Regions from separate parts of the Homo sapiens genome. Here region 2 is linked to region 1. A link is a loop called in an ENCODE intact Hi-C map of the cell type or tissue named here. Cell type or tissue: heart right ventricle. All regions are shown on one strand. Links, peaks and the distances in the headings refer to the core of each region. The heading gives the core; the rest is flanking DNA. Region 1 holds the start of UMODL1 (uromodulin like 1). Region 2 overlaps LOC124905022 (a long non-coding RNA gene).

Region 1 (10,625 bases), core at 799-8,798:
GCCCACAGGTTGAGTCCACCTCCCCTCATGCCTCACGTCCCTCCCTGTGGCCTCACTCTCCACTCCCTGCAGCTCCCCAGGGCAGCCCACTCTCACCCACGGGACTCCCTGACTGCAAGGGCATCGCCCTGGTGAGTCCCTAATTAAAGGTGTTAACACTCTAAAAGTGGGGCTGATTCCAACAAGAGGCGCTTCCTGGAGGCTGGTCTGTGAAGGAGGATGCAGGGCAGGTGGTGGGGAGAGGCCTCCCTATCTTCTGGGAGGGAATTAACTTGTTTGCTGCAGCAGGCCAGGGTCTCTTACAGAAGGTGATGGTGGGCATGGGTGGGGCTGGTGTGGCCCTGCAGAGCGGGAGCAGGAAGGGGCTGCTGATCAGCCTCCCCCAGGGCCTCCTCCCCTCACTAGTCCTGACAATGCCAACAGGTAGGAAGAGGTGTGGCCTTCACAGGTAAGACTGGACAGGATAGGGCATGTCCTGACTGCAAAGCCCACATGCTCTAAACCGAGTTGCCGTGGCACCAGCACCTGTGTCCTAATGGCCCCCCGCTATCCCCTAGGAGTGGAGTTGTTGCACAGCAGCAACTGTAGCTCAGCAGGCCCCTCTGTGTGTGTGGCCCTCGAAGAAAGTGGAAATGGGGCCAGGCATCAGGACAGGAAGGGTCTCCTTAGACCAGCACCTGAGCAGCATGGCCAAGGCATAGGCTTGTCCTGCCAGTGGCCCTCTAGGGAACCAATGAGAGTACAGAAGGGCCATTGCTCTGGGGTCAGCTGGCCCTGCCTGGTTTCTGTTGGTGATGGAGGTGTTGCTCTGGGGTCAGCTGGCCCCGCCTGGTTTCTGTTGGTGATGGAGGTGTTGCTCTGGGGTCAGCTGGCCCCGCCTGGTTTCTGTTGGTGATGGAGGTGTTGCTCTGGGGTCAGCTGGCCCCGCCTGGTTTCTATTGGTGATGGAGGTGTTGCTCTGGGGTCAGCTGGCCCCGCCTGGTTTCTGTTGGTGATGGAGGTGTTGCTCTGGGGTCAGCTGGCCCCACCTGGCTTCTGTTGGTGATGGAGGTGTTGCTCTGGGGTCAGCTGGCCCCGCCTGGTTTCTGTTGGTGATGGAGGTGTTGCTCTGGGGTCAGCTGGCCCCGCCTGGTTTCTGTTGGTGATGGAGGTGTTGCTCTGGGGTCAGCTGGCCCGGCCTGGTTTCTGTTGGTGATGGAGGTGTTGCTCTGGGGTCAGCTGGCCCCGCCTGGTTTCTGTTGGTGATGGAGGTGTTGCTCTGGGGTCAGCTGGCCCCGCCTGGTTTCTATTGGTGATGGAGGTGTTGCTCTGGGGTCAGCTGGCCCCGCCTGGTTTCTATTGGTGATGGAGGTGTTGCTCTGGGGTCAGCTGGCCCTGCCTGGTTTCTGTTGGTGATGGAGGTGTTGGTTATGGTGGTATTGTTTTAACACTCCTGAAAGAGGAACATGCCTGTTAACAGCACACCCGAAACCATCAGGCCCTCTCTCTGCCTGGCCCTCTGAACGGGGCAACAGAAACGCATCAACTCTCCCTGTCATCAGTGAAATAGCACTGGGGGCTGAGGGAGGGCCCACTCAGGATGGCCCAGCCTGCAGGTCTATGCAGACCCCAGACTCTACAATCTGGGGCCCTTGGTTTCTGGAGGAGGCAGACACCCTGGTTTGCGGAGTCCACGCTCCATTCTGCTGTTGTCCTGGTCTTGTAATGCCCAACCTTGTTTTTACTAACCCTGTTTTTAGGCTTGTTTCCACCTGAATGGACTCTCCCTTAGCTAAGAGAGCCAGACAGACTCCATCTTGCCTCTTTCACTGGCAGCCCCTTCCTCAAGGACTTAACTTGTGCAAGCTGACTCCCAGCACATCCAAGAATGCAGTTAACTGATAAGATACTGTGGCGAGCTATATCCGCAGTTCCCAGGAATTCGTCTGATTGATAACGCCCAAAGCCTCGTGTCTATCACCTTGTAATAGTCTTAAAGCCCCTGCACCTGGAACTGTTTACTTTTCTGTAACCATTTATCTTTTTAACTTTTTGCCTACTTTATTTCTGTAAAATTGTTTTAACTAGACCCCCACTCCTCTTTCTAAACCAAAGTATAAAAGAAAATCTAGCCCCTTCTTCGGGGCTGAGAGAATTTTTAGCGTTAGCCGTCTCTCGGTCGCCGGCTAATAAAAGACTCTTAATTCGTCTCAAAGTATGGCGTTTTCTCTAACTCGCCTGGGTACAACAGTCTCAGGCCACAAGGATGGGTCCTGCAGGATCCCCTTCGTGGCACCCAGGAGCTGGTGGCTTCTGCACTCTGGAGGTCACAGCCCTTATGTCTCAGTGACCCTGGCCAACACCAAGCTGGAGCCACACACCCCCACATCCCTCCACAGTGGGGGTGCAAGGCAGGACCTTCTGACTGTACAGAAACTCATTGCAGATCTGGTATTGACTCAAAATTAGCAGCCACCACACACACACACACACACACACACACACACACACACACACACACACACACACACACACACACACCCCTCCCCTGGAAGAGATCACCTGTGTGTCAGTAGGCTGAGCCCTGAGTCCCTGCCCTATCCCAACGGCTCAGACCCTGGCCTGGCATAACCACACAGGTCACCCTGGTAACTGGCCCCAAGCATCCTACAGGAAAGCAGCTTCCAAACTGCACTGAGGAACTGGGAGGACTTGGGGGCCTCTGAGCACTTAGGGTGGTAGGCTCGGGGCTCCTTCCAGCTCTTTCACGTATTGGAGTTCAGAATAGGATTTTGGCTACGAAAGCATTTCACTGCAGCTTTTAGAAAGAAAAGGCTGCTGTAGAAGAGAGTTCAGTGCTGGCTCTCACACTCAGTGGTATATGAGAATCACTCTGGGAGCTTTGAAAACTTCCGACACTCTCTCAACGCCCCGGGCCAATTCCCTCACACTCTCTCAGGAAGAGACCCAGGCATCTGCATTTTTAAAGCCATCCAGGAGCCCTCTGAGAACAGCAGAGGTTCTCAAAGTGGGGTCCCTGGGCCAGCAGCGTCAGCGTCACCCAGGAACTTGTCAGGAGGGCAAATTCTTGTACTTCACCCCCACCCACGGACTCAGAAACCTAGGAGTGGGGCCAGGGAAAGCCCTGCCGATGACCTGCTGCCTGGTCAAGGCTGGGAGCCGTGCTCCTGGAAGATCTAGCAAGTTCGGGGCCAATGGATGCCAACGGTGACTGTCCCATCAGGCGTCTCGACGGCAAGGGTGGCCCCGCCCCAGCCCAGCAGCCCTGGACTCACGCAAGACACAGTAGAGGCCGAGCTGTTCATAGCCCTCACAGCAGTCAGTCACGTTCCTGGACTCGGGGACCTCCACTACCAGGTACTGTGTCCGGTAAACCATCTTAGGGCACCGCCTCCAGGGGATCCAGCCGCCGCAGGACACATAGGACGTGTAGGACGTCTGCACGGCCTCCACCTTCTGTACAGTGTGGGTCACACGGTGGCTGCATAGCTGGTAGCCCAACAGGGAGAGGCCTTTTTCTGAAAGAGGCCAAGCAAGAAGGCGACTGAGAACACCAGGATCAGATCCGTGCGAGCGGTTATCCGCAAGGCGTCCCTCTGCAATAGCAAGTGAGAGCACACCTCCCGCACTCGCGCAGGCCTCTCAGAAGCTGCCCACCAGCCCTCTCCACTGGCCTTTGCCTGCTAGTGCACCAGGAAGGCTGTTGCATGAGTGAGCACAGAAGAATAAAGCATAAACGTAGCCTGGCCTGCTAAGAAAGCCGCTGTGACCGAGGAGGAGGTGCCACCTGGGCCCCACGCATGCTTCCTGAAGCACAGGGTTCTCACGGTCCATATACGAAGGAGAGAGCACAGCGCTGGAATCAATGCTTAGAGATCACGTCCCTTTGTTCTGCTCCATGTGAGCTGATTCCACAGGCCGTAGAATCTCGTGCACATCTATCTCTTAGTCCCCCTGAGCCTCAAGGTTGCCACATGGGAAGTGAATGTGCAGCAGTTCCCTCCACAGTGCAAACTGAAGGCCTGCTGTGGCCAGGACATGACAATGACGGCTTTCTTTTCAATGAGGTGGAAGATAAGTAAGCAGGTACTTAAAGCACCTGTGGAGTGCGGTCGCTCTGTGGCAAGTGTGTGAGAAGTTTGTTGATGATAAAAGACCAGCTCAGGCCGGGCGTGGTGGCTCACACCTGTAATCCCAGCACTTTGGGAGGCCGAGGCAGGTGGATCACTCAAGCTCAGGAGTTCGAGACCAGCCCGGCCAACATGGTGAAACCCCCCCCCCATCTCCAGCAAAAATATTTTTTAAAAATTAGCCGGGTGTGGGCTGGGCGCGGTGGCTCATGCCTGTAATCAATCCCAGCACTTTGGGAGGCCAAGGTGGGCGGATCACGAGGTCAGGAGATCGAGACCACCCTGGCTAACATGGTGAAAGCCCCTCTCTACTAAAAATACAAAAAATTAGCCGGGAGTGGCGGTGGGCGCCTGTAGTCCCAGCTACTTGGGAGGCTGAGGCAGAATGGCGTGAACCCAGGAGGCGGAGGTTGCAGTGAGCCAAGATTGCGCCACTGCACTCCACCCTGGGTGACAGAGTGAAGACTCCCTCTGAAAAAAAAAACAAAAATAAAAAATAAAATAAAAAATTGTGGTGGCTGGTGCCTGTAATCCCAGCTACTCAGGAGGCTGAGGCAGGAGAATTGCTTGAACCCAGGAGGCGGAGGTTGCAGTGAGCCCAGATCATGTCACTGCACTCCAGCCTAGGTGACAGAGCGAGACTCCATCTCAAAAAAAAGACCAGTTCAACTTTTCAGCCGTTACCACTGTGATCAGGAGGAGGCACAGTCACCCCCGCTGCAGGACAAGCATCAGGTTTACCCTATTGGGCCCCACATATCTCTCACTGGAGCCTGGTTCCTTTACACAAGGCCCATCGCCCCTCCATCAACGTGATTACTCCGTTCTCGAGACCCCTGGCCCCATGACATTCACCACGAGACTCTTTGGTCATGGACATCCCCTGACGTGGTGCCTGGGCTTCCCATCTCCCCGGGAGCCCCTACTGCCTAGTTTGAATTGATTGTGTTCCTCCAAAAATTAGTGTGTTAAAGTCCTAAACCCCAGTAACTCAGAATATGACCTTATCTGCAGTAATGTCTTACAGAGGGTATCAAGTTAAAGTGGAGACATTAGGGTGGGCCCTAATACAATATGACTGGCCCTTATACTAAAGGGAAATGTGGAGACAGACAGGCACACAGGGAGAAGGTAGAGACCAGGGTGATGCTTCTACCTGTCAAGGAACACCAAAGATTGCCAGCAGCTCCAGAAGCTGGAGGCCCGGAGCAGAGACTCCTGCAGGGGCTCGGGAGGAGCCAGCCCTGCCCGCAACTTCATCTTAGACTTCCGGCCTCCAGACCTGTGACCGAATCCATTTCTGCTGTTTAAGCCACGCAGGCTGTGTTTCTTTGTTACAGCAGCCCTAGCCAGTGCACACAGGGATGGTGAAGGGTCCCCTCCAGCTCCCCCGTGGCACCTAGCAGGGGGCCCTGAGTACATGGACTCTCAGTGCAGGATGAACGGAGGATTTGACATACAGTGCTTGCATTTCAGACACTCAACCCCTGAGCTCTAAGCTTTACTAGACTGTACCCCCAAGAGGTGGGGGCTCAGTATTACAGTTGATTTCCCTCAATGAGTAGCTGGATTGATTTCTGGGGAGGAACACAGAGATGGGAGCAGAAATGATCACAAAACCACTGCTGTCCTTATTCGCTCCACTGGGGCAGCATCTCTGAAGATTCCCTCCTTGGACCTCGCAGCAACCTACAAGTGTGCAGAAAGCAGGACTCCAGGGGCTTGTTACTCACCCCAGGAAGAAATAGGGCAGAGCCAGCCCTCAAACACGGTGAGGGAAGAGGCTGCAGATTTGCTCTGGGCAGAACACAGGTGCTGGACCACACACTTGCTGCACAGCGACCCCACTCCACAAGCAACAGGGACTGGAGCTGCAACTTCCTCTGGGGGCTGAACCCCAAATCACCCTGCGGGCCCAGCAGGGCCTCTGGGGATGGGGACCACCTGCTGCTTGGCATCACCAGTGGGGTAGTTACTGTGAGCTCTGCAAAGGAACGGGAGGTCCTCATCGTACGGGGTGGAACAGGACAAATCAGCTTCCGGGACCAGGGCAGCTTGGCTGAGAGCCTAGAGGTGACTTGCATGAAGAACGGTGGAATATGGCCGGAAGGAACGCGCTCACCTACTCAGTGACCACGCCGAGCTAGGCAAAGGCCGAGGACTTCCTGCACCAAGAACTTAGCAGAGTGGATCTAGCTTGCGTTTTTCATCGTAACCTGAGCAGAGATGCCAACCACATTAAGGACACTTACAGCTCCTGGTCTCTAGAGAGGTGCCAGGGCCCCACCTGATCGTTACATGGCCCCAGCTGGTCCGCAGCAGAGCCGTCCTGCACACATGCGCACACGCACACACACACACGCGCGCGCGCACACACACACACACTCATCTCCTGTGGAACCCGGGAGATGTTTGCCCTGTTTTGTTTTTAACATTTTATCCGAGGTCACGTGCCATCCCAAGCCTGGCTTCTTGGCCAAGCCCAGAGAAGAAAGCAGTTAGCAGATCCTGCCATCCCGCAAAGACCCACAAGGGCCATCAGAGCAGGAGCCGGGGGTCTTGGATTCCGGTCTCAGAGATGGGAAAGCCTAATGCTCTGGGGCCAACAAGAGTCCTGGGGTCAGATGGACCTGTGCTCACACCCAGGCTCACAAACCCCTGTTGCATGATTGCGCCCATGTCATGCCCTCCCAGTGCCCCTCTCTTGTCATCTGTGAAATAACAGCCATGTCCTGTGGCTGCAAAAGGCTGAAGTGGGGTCATGCCTGTGAAGGCAGTGCTGGCACACAGGGAAAATTCGGGGCGACCACGTGTGGGGTTGCTGAGGTTCTGCCCCGTGTCCTCATATACAATGAGGGGTTCTGGAAACACCTCCTAAGACCTTCTCCAGCTTCCCAGGATACCCACCCATTATGCATCTGAACTGTGGGGTCTACACATTACCTGTTCCAATGGGAAAATCCATTTCACAAATCACAAAGCAAAATCCTGCTTCTGGGTGAAAAACGTTAAAGTAGTACAAAAACATAGTTGATTTTAGAAACAGAATGGATTCCTTTAAATTTGTAACTGAATATGACAGATTTTAAGAGGAAAATGATTTTAAAATTCCGCAGTCCCATTTCCCTGGATTCTGGGGTTTCAGAACTCCCGTGTGTTTTTAAGAAGCTGCCCTGCTCTCCGCATGCCTGGGAAAACTCCGGACAGAGCCCTGGTGCAGCCTCTGGCTCCTGTGGTGACTCTGCCCTGTGAGCTGTGTGGCCTGGGCAAGTCCCTGATCCATTCTGGGTCTCCCTTTCTTTTTTGTTTTTGTATTGTGGCTTTTTTTGTTTGTTTGTTTGTTTGTTTGGGGGCTTTTGCTCTGCCGCCCAGGCTGCAGTGCAGTGGAGCAATCTTAGCTCACTGCAGCCTGGACCTCCCAAGCTCAAGTGATCCTCCCATCCCAGCCTCCTGTGTAGCTGGGACCACAAGTGTGCACCACCATGGCTGGCTAATTTTTTTTTTTTTTTGGTACACATGGGGTCTCATGATGTTGCCCAGGCTAGGTCTCCTTTTTTTTTTAAATCTGTAAGTGAGGACTTGAATGCACCAAGGTTCAGGAGACCTTTCTTCTGCGTCTGTAGGAGCTCACTGTTCTCAGTGGGATCTGAGGACCCACAGCATCTGCATCACCCACAGACATGTAGAGTTCCAGGCCCTGCACCCCAGACCTGCTGGCTAAGAATCTGCATTTTACCCCCACGAACGCCCAGGTGATTCAGCAACAGGTTCCCACTGGGGGAGTCCTCTTCCCAAAACCCTACCCGGCACTCCTGCCCCACCTCCACAGCTGCTACCATGTGCGCTTACCAAAAAGCTTGTCCACAAAAGAACAGATGTCGCCTCTCCAAGCAGAGGCGTCCTTGCCTGCCCAGGTCTCCACAGGGGGCTGTCCTCATGAGACCCATGCCAGGAAGCCCCTGTCCTTAAGAACTGCCCATGCCAAGCCCAGACCCCTCACCTGTGAAGCCGCTGGCCTGGCTTGGGCCCACAGCACTGACCAGAGCCAGCAGTGCCAGCCCCGAGGTCCTGAGCATCGTCCGGCAGTGGTGGCAGTACAGGGCTCTGGGCCTCTACCAAGAAGCCTGGGTCTCTGCTACGCCAGGGCTCATAGGGGCCTGAGCTGCCTGGACCTGGAGAAACGGCCTTTCTGTCCCCTGTGCTGCTGCAGGTGGCAATGACTTCAGAGGAAGCACCGCTGGGAGCAGTCCCTTATGCCTGCTCGTTAACACCCACCATTGCCATGGCCGTTTCCCTGGGGGCTCCTGCGTGTCACAGCCTATTCTGCTCCAAGCAGATGGCATCTTTTAGGAAAGGTGAGTACCCAAAAGCCCAGACCGCATCGCTGGATCCCATCTCGTTGTTACGCAGAAAACACATTTGAGACTCATATCTGAGTCTCTCCATCAACACGGAGTATTCTCTTACCCTATCGTTCTGAACTGGCAGAAGAAAACAGCATCAAATCAAAGTGGAACATCACGTTCAGAAAAGCGTCCTTCACACGGTTCCACAATGCACTTCAAAAGTCACAAAAATGTCCAGGTGCTTTGACCCAGTCCTCTCCTCCCGGAGCTTGGGCTGAGAGCACGAAGCTGTGGTCACAGGGATGTGCATTACCTATTATGACTTAAAGTGGGAAATTACATAATTGGACAGCCACAGGAGAGTGGGAGAGTAATTATTACAGAGCATCTGGATGCAGCATTACACGGGCGTTGAAATGCTCACCATGAAGTTTTAGTAGCACAAACAAATACTTAACAATGTGAAGTCAAAACAGCAACGCATGCAATTTCATCTCCATGAAAGTGACAACTCTGTACAGTTATATAAGCATGGAGAAAACTCCAGAAAGGGCCCTGGGACAGGAAGAAAACATTTTGAGGAGTGATAAGAATACAGGTGATTAATGTTTTATTTCAGTAGTCATCATGGTATATGTGAAGTAGATTTCTAAATCTCATGTTAAGTTCTTTCTAGCTCATGATGTTTTCATACTGCACCGTTGATTGCCTCTCACTTCTTAGTGTTGACTGCTGAAGCCCAATTTTTAACATTGGATGAAGAAGATCTTGTTGATTTTACTGAGGAAACATTCAGATGAATTAACAAAGATTCACGTTGGCTGCATGGTTCGGGAGCATAATTCCCTGGTGTTCTAGATACAAAACGATTCCTCCAGAAGGGACCTTCTCGCCTAACTCCCGCACCAACGTTGCTACCTCTTTTATTCTCTGTAGATTAATCTCTGAGATGATGAACTGCTGCATTTGCTTGGCTAATGACTAAATGTCAGATGCCATGACAAGAATACAAAAAGGAGGCTGGAAATGATCTCACAGCAAAGGGGCTGCGTACAACGGGTGTCCTTGGAACACAGCAGCTTTTATAGAAAACCAAAAGCTTCACACAGAATTGGCTCATTAAAAAACGTTTTCATACGAAAAGAATAAATGTTAAAGCTATTATATAATACTCAAGGAAGTGAAATTTTATTAACACTAAAAGAATAAAAAGTATTATGATTTAAGTAAATCTGAACATTTTAAAATGCAAGATGAATTTGTATTATCTTGTATATATCATCTCAAAATGTTTGCTACTATAATGTATGAATGTCTATAAAATATCAAGGTAAATCAGGGATAATATTACAGGTTAAAACTCAAAATTCGTCTGGTGCACTGTTGTCTCTCATCTTCACGATTGCCCTATGAAATAGGTCCTTTGTCCCTATTATATAGGTGAGAAAACAGGTTCAGAAAGGCCACACAGCCAGTAAACAAGAGATTAAACCCAGGCTTGTCTAAGCCTCAAGCCGCAGTTCTTCACACTCCACTCCACTGCTGGTCTGTCATGATTTAACCACAGACCCCAAGACAGGGGAACAAAATCAAGACATTTTACCAGTTGAGGACTTCATAATAATTTATAATCATCCATAAAATGTCATTGTAACATGCTGTCTCTTTATATTAAAATGATTAAAGAAAAAAATCCCAAAATTAACAGTCTGTTTCTAGCTTGGTGTCTCCTTCAACCTCTGTTTTATTGAGGCACAATGAAAGATACCCCTGCTGTTTGTGTGTGTGTGTGTGTGTGTGTGTGTGTGTGTGTGTGTTTCTGTCTGTGTTTTGTCCATGGAAGGCATTTTTCTCCAGTTATCCTTTATACATATTTTCCTGCATGATGGCCGGAGGGATTTTTCACATTTGCCCTGTCCATGTAAACACTCTGAGGAGAAAAACAACCCCATACTGTAACCCACCAGGGAGAGAATTCTCCAGCACTTGGTGTCCAACAATGCCGGGGTGTGTCTTCCACAGTCCATCCAGCAGAGAGCCCCAAATTCGCTCAGGGCCTCTGTGCAGAAAGGCCAGCATCCCCCACACAGCATCCAAGGGCTGGAGAGACAATGGAGGCCACTGGTGTGCCATGCTGGCTTTCAGGGCA
Region 2 (10,625 bases), core at 1,639-9,638, 870 kb before region 1:
ACTTTAGTCCGGTTGGCTATCCCTTTCACCCTGGCATTTCATCAATAAGACATCATAAAGCGAGAGAAGCTCCTTAGGGGTCTTTCAACTCTCATGTCTATTTAGACGCAATTGGAGTCCCACGAGGAATACCAGATCAATTTAAAGCTTGAAATCAAATAGCTGCAGGATTTGAGTCAATATTTTGGTAGGTGACAGTTAATAAAAATGTAGATTGGATAAACTACATCTATTACAACCAACAGCAACGAGCTTTTCATGAGTTAAAAGAAAACTCACGTCAGCTCCAGCCCTGAGGCTACCTGACCTGACAAAACTCAACATTCTATGTGTCAGAAAGAGAAAAAATGGCAGTTGGAGTTTTAACCCAGACTGTGGGGCCCTGGTCAAGGCTAGTGGTCTATTTCTCAAAACAACTAGACAGGGTTTCCAAAGGCTGGCCCCACGTCTAAGGGCCCTGGCAGCAACAGCCCTGTTAGCACAAGAAGCAGATAAACTAACCCTTAAGCAAAATCTGAATATAAAGACCCCCCATGCTGTGGTAACCTTAATAAATACCAAAGGATATCATTGGTTAACAAATGATAGATTAACCAAGTACCAAATCATGCTATTTGAAAATCCCCACATAACCATTGAAGTTTGCAACACCCTAAACCCCACCACATTTCTCCCGGTATCAGAGAGCCCAGTTGAACATAACTGTGTAAAGGTGTTGGACTCAGTTTATTCTAGCAGGCCTAACCTCTGAGACCATCCTTGAACATCAGTAGACTGTGAGCAGTACGTGGAGGGGAGCAGCTTTGCCAACCCCTGCAAAGTGACTCTGAAGAAGACGACAAGCCCTACTCCAGTCACACCTGGAAGCTGACTGGTCCACACACAGCCGAAGCATGAGAAAACCCATTGCGGGACTCATTTTTCTTAAAATTTGGACTTTTACAGTAAGGACTTCAAATGACCTTCCTCAGACTAAGGACAGTTCCCATTGTATACATCAAGTCACTGAGGTAGGACAAAAGGTTGCTATGGTCCTATTATTTTATGGTTATTATAAGTGTACTGGAACTCTAAAAAGAACTTGTTCGTGTAATGTTATTCTATACAAAGTATGTAGCCCAGGAAGTGACCAACCTGATGTGTGTTATGACCCATCTGAGCCTCCCATGACCATAGTTTTTAAAATAAGATTAAGGACTGAGGACTGGTGTGGACTCATAAATGATACGAGTGAAGTGTTAGCCAAAACAGAAGAAAAAGGGGTGCCCAAACAATTCATCTTAAAATTTGATGCCTGTGCTGTCATTAATAGTAGTAAGTTAGGAATAAGTTGTGGTTCTCTTCATTAGAAAAGGCTATATGGCAGAAAATAAATACATCTGTCATAAATTAGCACTGTGTGGAAATAAATGTAAACACTGGTCTTGTGTCATTTTGGCCACTTGGACAAAAAGAAAATGAAAAAGATCCAGTCCACCTTCAGAAAGGAAAAAATGGCCCTTCCTGTACTAAGGGACAATGTAACCCCTTAGAGCTAGTAATAACCAAGCCCCTTGACCCTCGCTAGAAAAACAGAGGAGCGCGTGACCTTAGGAATTGATTGGGCCAGACTGGATCCTCAACTAAATATCTTGGTTCAAGGAGAAGTTTACAAACGCTTTCCTGAGCCAGTGTTTCAAACTTCCTATGATGAACTAAATGTGCCAGTACCAGAAATTTCAGGAAAAACAAGAAATTTGTTTTTGAAATTAGTTGAGCATATAGCCCAGTCTCTCAATGTCACTTCATGCTATGTATGTGGAGAAGCTGTAATAAGAGATCAATGGCCATGGGAAGCCCGAGAATTAGTACCTACAGACCCAGTTCCTGATGAATTCCTGGCTCAAAAGAATCACCCTGATAATTTCTGGTCCTAAAAGCCTCAATTATTAGACAATATTGCATAGCTAGAGAAGGAAGAGAATTCACTCACCCCAGAGGACGACTTAGTTGTCGGAGACAGAAACTGTATAATGATACCACAAAAACAGTCACTTGGTGGACTCCAGTGAACTCCAGTTCAAATCACACAGAGAGAAATCCATTTAGTAAATTCCCAAAGTTGCAAACTGTGTGGACCCACCCGGAGTCCCACCAGGACTGGACAGCCCCCACTGGATTATACTGGATATGTAGGCACAGAGCTTACGCCAAATTACCTGACCAGTAGGCAGGTAGTTGTGTTATTGGTACTATTAAACCATCTTTCTTCCTACTGCCCAAAAAAACAGGCGAACTCCTGGGCTTCCCTGTCTATTCTTCCCACGAAAAGAGAATCGTAGCCATAAGAAATTGAAAAAATGATAAATGGCCCCCTGAGAGAATCATACAACATTATAGTCCTGCTACTTAGGCACAAGACGGCTCGTGGGGATACCGGACCCCCATTTACATGATCAACCGAATCATACAGTTACAAGCTGTCTTAAAAATAAACATTAATAAAACCAGCAGAGCCTTGACTATTGTGGCCTGGCAAGAAGCTCAGATGAGAAATGCTATATGTCAAAATAGATTAGCTCTCAACTACTTGCTAGCAGCTGAAGGAAAGGTCTGTAGGAAATTTAACCTTACTAATTGCTGCGTACACATAGATAATGAAGGGCAAGCAGTTGAAGACATAGTTAGAGATACGACAAAACTGGCACATGTGCCCATGCAAGTGTGGAATGGATTTGATCCTGGGGCCATGTTTAGAAAATGGTTCCCAGCACTTGGCTGGGTGCAGTGGCTCAGGCCTGTAATCCCAGCACTTTGGGAGGCCGAGGCAGGTGGATCACGAGGTCAGGAGATCGAGACCATCCTGGCTAACATGGTGAAAGCCCGTCTTTACTAAAAGTACAAAAAATTAGCCGGCCATGGTGGTGGGCGCCTGTGGTCCCAGCTACTCAGGAGGCTGATGTGGGCAGATCATTTGAGCCCAGGAGGCAGAGGTTGCAGTGAGCCGTGATCTTGACACTGCACTGCAGCCTGGGCAAAAGAATGAGACCTAGTCTCAAAAAAAAGAAAAAAAAATCACCTTCATTTGGGACATCATGGCAAGCACTGGAGAGAAGCCAGGTGGTTCCCCATGTCCTGACCTGGCTTGAACATCACCTGCACACTTAGGTTATCATGTGCCTGGCAAACATTGACCAAGGAATGCCCAGCCTGCTGCCTGGGTACCAGGGACAGTGCCTACATCCTTCTGCTGCCCTAAGCAGGGTTCTGAGTGTGGTCCATCCCTCTTTTCCCCGAGTCACTGGGCAACTGCCAAATGCCGGGCCTTCCCTGAGCCCTGTGCACCAGAGAGCAGAGCCCTGGAGAGATCCCCACACTGTGTCCCACCCCTCCCCTGTGACTTCAGTAAGACTCGCAGTGTGCACTTGCTCATGACTCCCCAGAACTCTAGGATGGCACCAGTGTTGGTTTTTTCTTTCTTTTTGTTAGAAATAAATTTTTGGTGCCACAAAGAAATAGCACTCAAACATAAATTTAATTTTCTCAGCAAGGCAATGTTACTTCTATAGGAGGGTGCACCTCGAGGGTGGAGCAATGGTGAGAGCAAATCTGAAAAGGGAAGGGAAGGGGTTCTTATCCCTGATGCATGCAGCCCCTACTGCTGTGTCATTCCCATATTAGCTAGGGTTGGACCGCACCGTCTAAGCTAATTCCAGTTGGCTGTTTTAAAGAGAGCAGGGGTACGAGCTGGAGTGGCGGGGTGAGTAGTTTGGCGGGAAGGATGGTTACAAAACAGGTGACTCAGAATGACTCAGGTCAGAGCAGGTGATAGAGGCTAGGAGGGGACTGTTCACTGAAACTAGGGGCTAGGAGACGAAGGGAAAGAGGAAATTAAATTTTAAAATGAAGAACAAAGAACAGGGGAGCTGAACATACTGATGCACTGGTTCTTTGGAGAGGATCTCAGAACTCATTGTACTAAACAATTTACAGGCTAAAACCTTTGAAGAAGAATTTATTATATCCTACATTTTGTTTTTGTTTTTGAGACAGGGTCTCGCCCCGTTGCCCAGGCTGGAGTGCAATGGTGCAATCATAGCTCACTGCAACCTCCGCTTCCTGGGCTGGGTCAATCTTCCCACCTCAGCCTCCAGAGTAGCTGGAATTACAGGCATGCACCACCATGCCTGGTTAACTTTTAAATTTTTGTAGAGATGAGATCTCGCCATGTTGTGCAGGCTGGTCTCAAATTCCTGGGCTCAACGGATCCTCCTGCCTCCACCTTCCAAAGTGCTAAGATTATAGGCTTGAGCCACCGTGCCCATCCGGCACCAGTGTTTACCTGTGACAAAGCCACACCCAGACCCTCTACCTTCCCGCTCTTTGTCTCATGAATGAGTAATGAAACCATCCAGGCACAGAGACAAACCTCCTATTTGGTGGACCCGCTGAGATGCCCTGATTGCAAAACAACCATACCTGGAAATTGTCCTACCTATAACTTTTTGTGTGTGTGTGAGACAGTTTCACTCTTGTTGCCCAGGCTGAAGTGCAATAGTGCGATCTCGGCCCACCACAACCTCCGCCTCCCGGGATCAAGCAATTCTCCTGCTTCAGTCTCCCGAGTAGCTGGGACTACTGGCATGCACCGCCACACCCGGCTAATTTTGTACTTTTTAGTAGAGACAGGGTTTCTCCATGTTGGTCAGGCTGGTCTCGAACTCCTGACCTCAGGTGATCCGCCTGCCTTGGGCTCCCAAAGTGCTGGGATTATAGGCATGAGCCACCGCGCCCGGCCCTAGCCGGCTTCTTTACTGCAACCTGTTTTATCAGCAAGGTCTTTATGACCAGTGTCTTGTGCGAACTTCCTATCTCATCTTGTGACTTAGAATGCCTTAACCATCTGGGAATGCAGCCCCGGGAGGTCTCAGCCTCACTTTACCCAGCCCCTATTCAAGATTGAGTTGCTGTGGTTCACACGCCCCTGACACTCAAACACGTGCATTCAGACACTCACACGAGCAGGTGAGCGGCTTTGTGACACGCTGGCTGGAGAATTCCCTCTCCAAATCACAGTTCTGTTCTCAACCTTTTGTGCATAGGCCACTCTGATTTGCTCCCTGACTGCCAACCCCCGCCAAGAAAAACAGACTTTGGGCTGGGTGCGGTGGCTCACACATGTAATCTCAGCACTTTGGGAGGCCAAGGCAGGTGGATCACCTCAGGTTAGGAGTTTGAGACCAGCCTGGCCAACATGGTGAAGCCCCATCTCTACTAAAAATACAAATATTAGCTGGTTGTGGTGGCGGGCACCTGTAGTCCCAGCTACTGGGGAGGCTGAGGCAGGAGAATCCCTTGAACCTGGGAGGTGGAAGCTGCAGTGAGCCAGCATCATACCATTGCACTCCAGCTTCGGTGACACAGTGAGACTGCATGTCAAAAAACAAAAACAGGGTCGGGTGTGGTGGCTCACACCTGTAATTCCAGCACTTTGGGAGGCCGAGGCTGGCAATCACCTGAAGTCGGGAGTTTGAGACCAGCCTGACCAACATGGAGAAACCCCATCTCTGCTAAAAATACAAAATTAGCCAGGTGTGGTGGCGCGTGCCTGTAATCCCAGCTACTCGGGAGGCTGAGGCAGGAGAAGTGCTTGAAGCTGGGAGGCGGAGGTTGTGGTGAGCCAAGATAGTGCCACTGCACTCCAGCCTGGGCGACAGAGTGAAACTCCATCTCAAACAAAAACAAAAACAAGACTTTGTAAATAGAAAGATGTAAAGAAAGATAAGAATTTTGAGGCTGATACATTTCACATGCCCGGGGCTCTGTATTCTTTCTTCCTGGGCTCCTTCCCCATCCCCTGGATCGTCTTGTCATCATCGCCCCTGCTCACAGTGAACGATTTCCTCACTGGGAATTTCACAAGAACTGTAGACGCTGCCAGAATTCTTTGGCACAAAACTCCTCTGAGTCAGAGCCTAACGCTGTTAGCAAGGGAAGAACAGCTGCAAGGGCCACACATCTGTGAGTCTTTTGAGAATTTTATGATGAATAAAAACTATCCGTTACACAGACTCATACATTATATATTAACCTAACATGTCTTCAATTGCACTGCTAACCGTCTCTTTTCATACTTTTTTCTAACGACACCCCAATCCCAACAATAAATTAAAAAATCTGAAACTTTGACTATCTAGTAGCACTGCATGCCGTTTCCTAGTCGTATTCCTATTCCGCCTTTGGAGTAGCCATTCCCTTATTCCTTTACTTTCTTAATAAACTTGGTTTCGCTTTACAGACTGGCCCTGAATTCTTTTTGGCACGAGATCTAAGAACCCTCTTTTGGGGTCTGGATCTGGACCCCTTTCCTGTAACATAAGGGTCCCTTCACTGCGCTTGTGACATCCCAGGATCACCCTGGCCTCTAGGCAGTGTAGCTCCAGCTGGGCTGAGTGGAAGAGCCACCCAACGTGTTCAGTTTTACAAGAAGAATCATAAATAGAGCATTCACCAAAGGGGCAGAAGAGAAGCGGAAACCCTCAGGGTGCTGAGATTGTGGAAAGAGAATGATGCACTTAAATAACTGAAAGGTTGAAAAAAGTATGAAGAGCATCAAAAGATGCTGGAAAATACACCTTAAAAATACTGTGACCGGGGGCGGTGGCTCACGCCTGCAATCCCAGCACTTTGGGAGGCCGAGGTGGGTGGATCACCTGAGGTCGGGAGTTCAAGACCAGCCTGGCCAACATGGAGAAATCCCATCTCTACTAAAAATACAAAAAAATCAGCCAAGCTTGATGGCGCATGCTTGTAATCCCAGCTACTCGGGAGGCTGAAGCAGGAGAATCGCTTGAACCCGGGAGGCAGAGGTTGCAGTGAGCTGAGATCGCACCATTGCACTCCAGCCTCGGCAATAAGAGCAAAATTCCGTCTCAAAAAAAAAAAAAAAAAAAAAAAAAACAAGAAACAAAAAACCAAAGAAAACTTCAAGCCCCATGAGCTGGCTTAGGCTGACTCCCGCAAGTAGATGCCTTAGTTTGCAACCCGTCTGGTGACACAATTAGGATTTTTAAAGTGCTCAGTGGCACAAGGAAAAGGGAGGAAGGGTGGAAACTCAAAGCCATGAGAAAGACAACAGCCTGGGCTGGCGCGGTGGCTCACGCCTGAAATCTCAGCACTTTGGGAAGCTGAGGTAGGAAGATCACTTGAGGTCAAGAGTTTGTGACCAGTCTGGCCAAGATGGTGAAACCCTATCTCTAGCAAAAAATACAAAAATGAGCTGGGCGTGGTGGTGCACGCCTGTGGTCCCATCTACTTGGGAGGCTGAGGTGGGAGAATCGCTTGAACCCGGGAGGTGGAGGTTGCAGTGAGCCATGGTCACGCCACTGCACTCCAGCCTGGGGGACAGAGTGAGACCCTGTCTCAAAAAAATGAAAGACAAGTGCCTGCTTTTAAGTACAACTCAGGCCAAGGAAGGGCTCCTCCATGCAGAGGATCCTCACTGACAGCAGCAGGTAAACATTGCACCTGTGTCCTGCAGAGGCCCTCGGAGTCCCCCCTCCCTTTCCTCAGATAGGAAGGTTCAGATTCCCAGGGCTTAGGTCAGTTTGCAGAAATGTCTTTTCCCCCCTTTCTTTTTTTCCATAAACTCCATAGTTTAAAGCTTCTTTCCTGGAAAATAGCTGTCGGTGCCATGAAACTTTGCCTGTTGCACTAGAACGTCCTTTCTAGAATTTCTCCCTTACTCCGGCAGCAGCGACTTTCCATATGTCCTGGAGAAGAGAGTGTTTTACCTTGGCTTCCTCTCATTGGCTCAGGGCCGAGGATGATATATTTTAAGCCGTACATTTAAAAATAAAAGTCTTGGCAAGGGTTCTGATGAACTAAAACCATCAAGACATACTCGTTAGCTTAGGCTCCCATCCGCTTGGATTTCATAAGATTTCAAAGCCAATGCTGGAAAGAGAAAAAGAAGGCCGGGCATGGTGGCTCGTGGCTGTAATCCCAGCGCTTTGGGAGGCAGAGGCAGGAAGATCACTTGAGCCCAGCAGTTGGAGACCAGCCTGGGCAATATAGCTAGACTCTGTCTCAACAACAACAAAATTAGTCGGGCGTGGTGGCACGTGCCTGTAGTCCCAGTTACTCGGGAGGCTAAGGCACGGGAACCTTGAAAATTTGAGGCAGGCCTCAGTTAATTTAGAAAGTTTATTTTGCGAAGGTTGAGTACGCACCCGCGACACAGCTTCAGGAGGTCCTGACAACACGTGCCCAGGGTGGTCGGGGCACAGTTTGGTTTTATACATTTTAGGGAGACGTGAGACATCAATCAATATAGGTAAGAAGTACATTGGTTCGGTCTGGAAGGCAGGACAACCTGAAGCAAAGGCAGGAAGACAGGAAGCGGGGAGGGGGCTTGCAGGTCACAGGTAGGAGACAGACAAATGGTTGCATTCTTTTGAGTTTCTGATTAGTCTTTTCAAAGGAGGCCATCAGACATGCATTTACCTCAGTGAGCAGAGGGGTGACTTTGAATAGAATGGGAGGCAGGTTGGCCCTAAGCAGTTTCCAGCTTCACTTTTCCCTTTAGCTTAGTGATTTGGGGTGGGGGCAGGGGCAAGATTTGTTTTCCTTTCACAGGCAGGAGAATCACTGGAGCTCAGGAGTTTGAGATTGTAGTGAGCTGTTTTAGCAGGATGAGCTGTGGACAAAACCCCTCAGACACCAAGATAGTGAAGGGAGTGGCTGTAATCAGCTGGGAGCATGGGCAGGCTAGCGTCTTAAAATCCGAGCTCCTCAGTGCTCAACTTCTGTCCCTTTTAAGGGCTCACAACTCTAAGGGGGTCCGTGTGAGAGGGTCGTGATCGATTGAGCAAGCCAGGGGGTATGTGACGGGGGCTGCGAGCACCGGTGGTCAGAGTGAAAAAGAACAGAACGGGAGGTTTCACAATGTCCTTCCACACAATGTCTGGAATCTATAGATAACATCAGTTCCTAGGTCAGGGGTCGAATTTTAACTACCAGGCTTAGGTCAGGCAGGCCCAGGCCTGGTTTCGGGTCTGCTTCCTAGGCGCCGGGCTACCTGCCTTTAGTTTCACTTCTCTTTTTCTGAGTATAGAACAATATAAAACAATATGAGAGGGTCTCTCTCTTACCTCATTCCCCTGCTTTGAGACTCTCACTTTTTATTAGTGGGAGTTCTCACTCTTATCTTTGCCACTTATGTCTTCTTGTTGTTGTACCTGAGCGAGTTAGAGAAAACGCCACACTTTGAGACGAATTAAGAGTCCGTTTATTTAGCCTGCGGCCAAGAGATGGCTAATGCTCAAAGTTCTCTTGGCCCCGAAGAAGGGGCTAGATTTTCTTTTATACTTTGGTTTAGAAAGGGGAGGGGGGGTCTAGTTAAAACAATTTTACAGAAGTAAAGTAGGCAAAAAAGTTAAAAGGATAAATGGTTACAGGAAAGTAAACAGTTCCAGGTGCAGGGGCTTTAAGACTATTACAAGATGATAGTCTTGGCTTTGGGCGTTATCAATCAGACGAATTCCTGGGAACTGCGGATATAGCTCGCCACAGTATCTTATCAGTTAACTGCATTCTTGGATGTGCTGGGAGTCAGCTTGCACAAGTTAAGTCCTTGAGGAAGGGGCTGCCAGGGAAAGAGCCAAGATGGAGTCTGTCTGGCTCTCTCAGCTAAGGGAGAGTCCATTCAGGTGGAAATGAGGCTAGGTGAGTAAAGGAAAGGGAGAGTCTAAGAACAGGGTTAGTAAGAACAAGGTTGGGCATTACATTGTACAATAGATTGCTAGTGATTCATATAGTACACTTGTGCTGATGCATTTTGGTGAACTAAGGTAGCGATGAAGCTTTTTATCATTTGAAGAGGTACAGGTAGCAAATAAGGGAGCAGTAAGCAGGTTTCTGTTACTATTATAACTCCTATTATAAGAGTTTTAAATCCTTCTAGTGCTGGGAACCACCTGGCTCCAGGGCCGAATCCGTGTTACACTTGCAAGGGCACATGTGCCAGTTTTGTCATATTTCTAACTATGTCTTTAACTACTTGTCTTTAATTATCTATGTGTACACAGTAATTAGTAAGGTTAAATTTCTTGTAGACCTCTCTTTCGCCTGCTAGCAAGTAGTCGATCTATTGATCGATGGCAAGTAGCTGCTAGCCAGTGTATTTTGATAGATAGCAGTTCTTCTCCGAGTTTCTTGCTGGGCCAGAACAGTCAAGGCTTGACCGGTTTTATTAGTGATGATTTCTAAAACAGCTTGCAACTGTATGATTTCGTTGAGCATGTAAATGGGGGTCCGGTATCCCCATGACCTGTGTTATGTCTAAGTGGCAGGCCTATAGTATCGTATAATTTTTTTTTTTTTTTTTTTTGAGACGGAGTCTCGCTCTGTCACCCAGGCTGGAGTGCAGTGGTGTGATCTCGGCTCACTGCAAGCTCCGCCTCCCGGGTTCACGCCATTCTCCTGCCTCAGCCTCCTGAGTAGCTGGGACTACAGGCGCCCACAATCATGAGTATTGTATAATTTTTTTAGGAGGCCATTCATCATCTTTTTAATTATCTATGGCTATGTTTCACTTTTTGCAGGAGGCATAGACAGGGAAGCCCAGGAGTTCACCTGTTCTTATG

What was found. A loop is a pair of places that touch in the nucleus more often than their neighbours do. Peaks named below come from ENCODE experiments on the same cell type or tissue, not always from the same donor. Only the 100,000 strongest peaks of a DNase experiment are listed, where the experiment ranks them.
Region 2: a loop joins it to region 1, with 10 times the contacts of the local background. A loop is called at or near these places in 3 of 110 quality-filtered maps.

Annotation. Positions count from the first base shown.
Region 1 is chr21:42,068,898-42,079,522 of GRCh38, reverse strand. UMODL1 (uromodulin like 1) reads right to left here and starts at 8,206. Exons shown (of 23, transcript NM_001004416.3): 1 at 8,131-8,206; 2 at 3,276-3,518. The coding sequence starts at 8,206. RefSeq lists enhancers at 2,922-3,421, 3,422-3,923, 6,018-6,517, 6,518-7,019. In heart right ventricle, for the core only: no CTCF peak of the experiment used is centred there; no DNase peak of the experiment used is centred there; H3K27me3 peaks cover 2,676 bases.
Region 2 is chr21:42,935,586-42,946,210 of GRCh38, reverse strand. It overlaps LOC124905022 (a long non-coding RNA gene), which reads right to left. Exons shown (of 2, transcript XR_007067881.1): 2 at 9,246-10,625. It overlaps LOC124905023 (a long non-coding RNA gene), which reads left to right. Exons shown (of 2, transcript XR_007067882.1): 2 at 1-1,422. Among named protein-coding and RNA genes, the nearest start is that of MIR5692B, 10 kb to the left of the region's middle. RefSeq lists enhancers at 7,467-8,125, 8,126-8,783, 8,784-9,442. In heart right ventricle, for the core only: no CTCF peak of the experiment used is centred there; a DNase peak (open chromatin) is centred at 5,900; H3K4me3 peaks cover 791 bases; H3K27ac peaks cover 1,203 bases.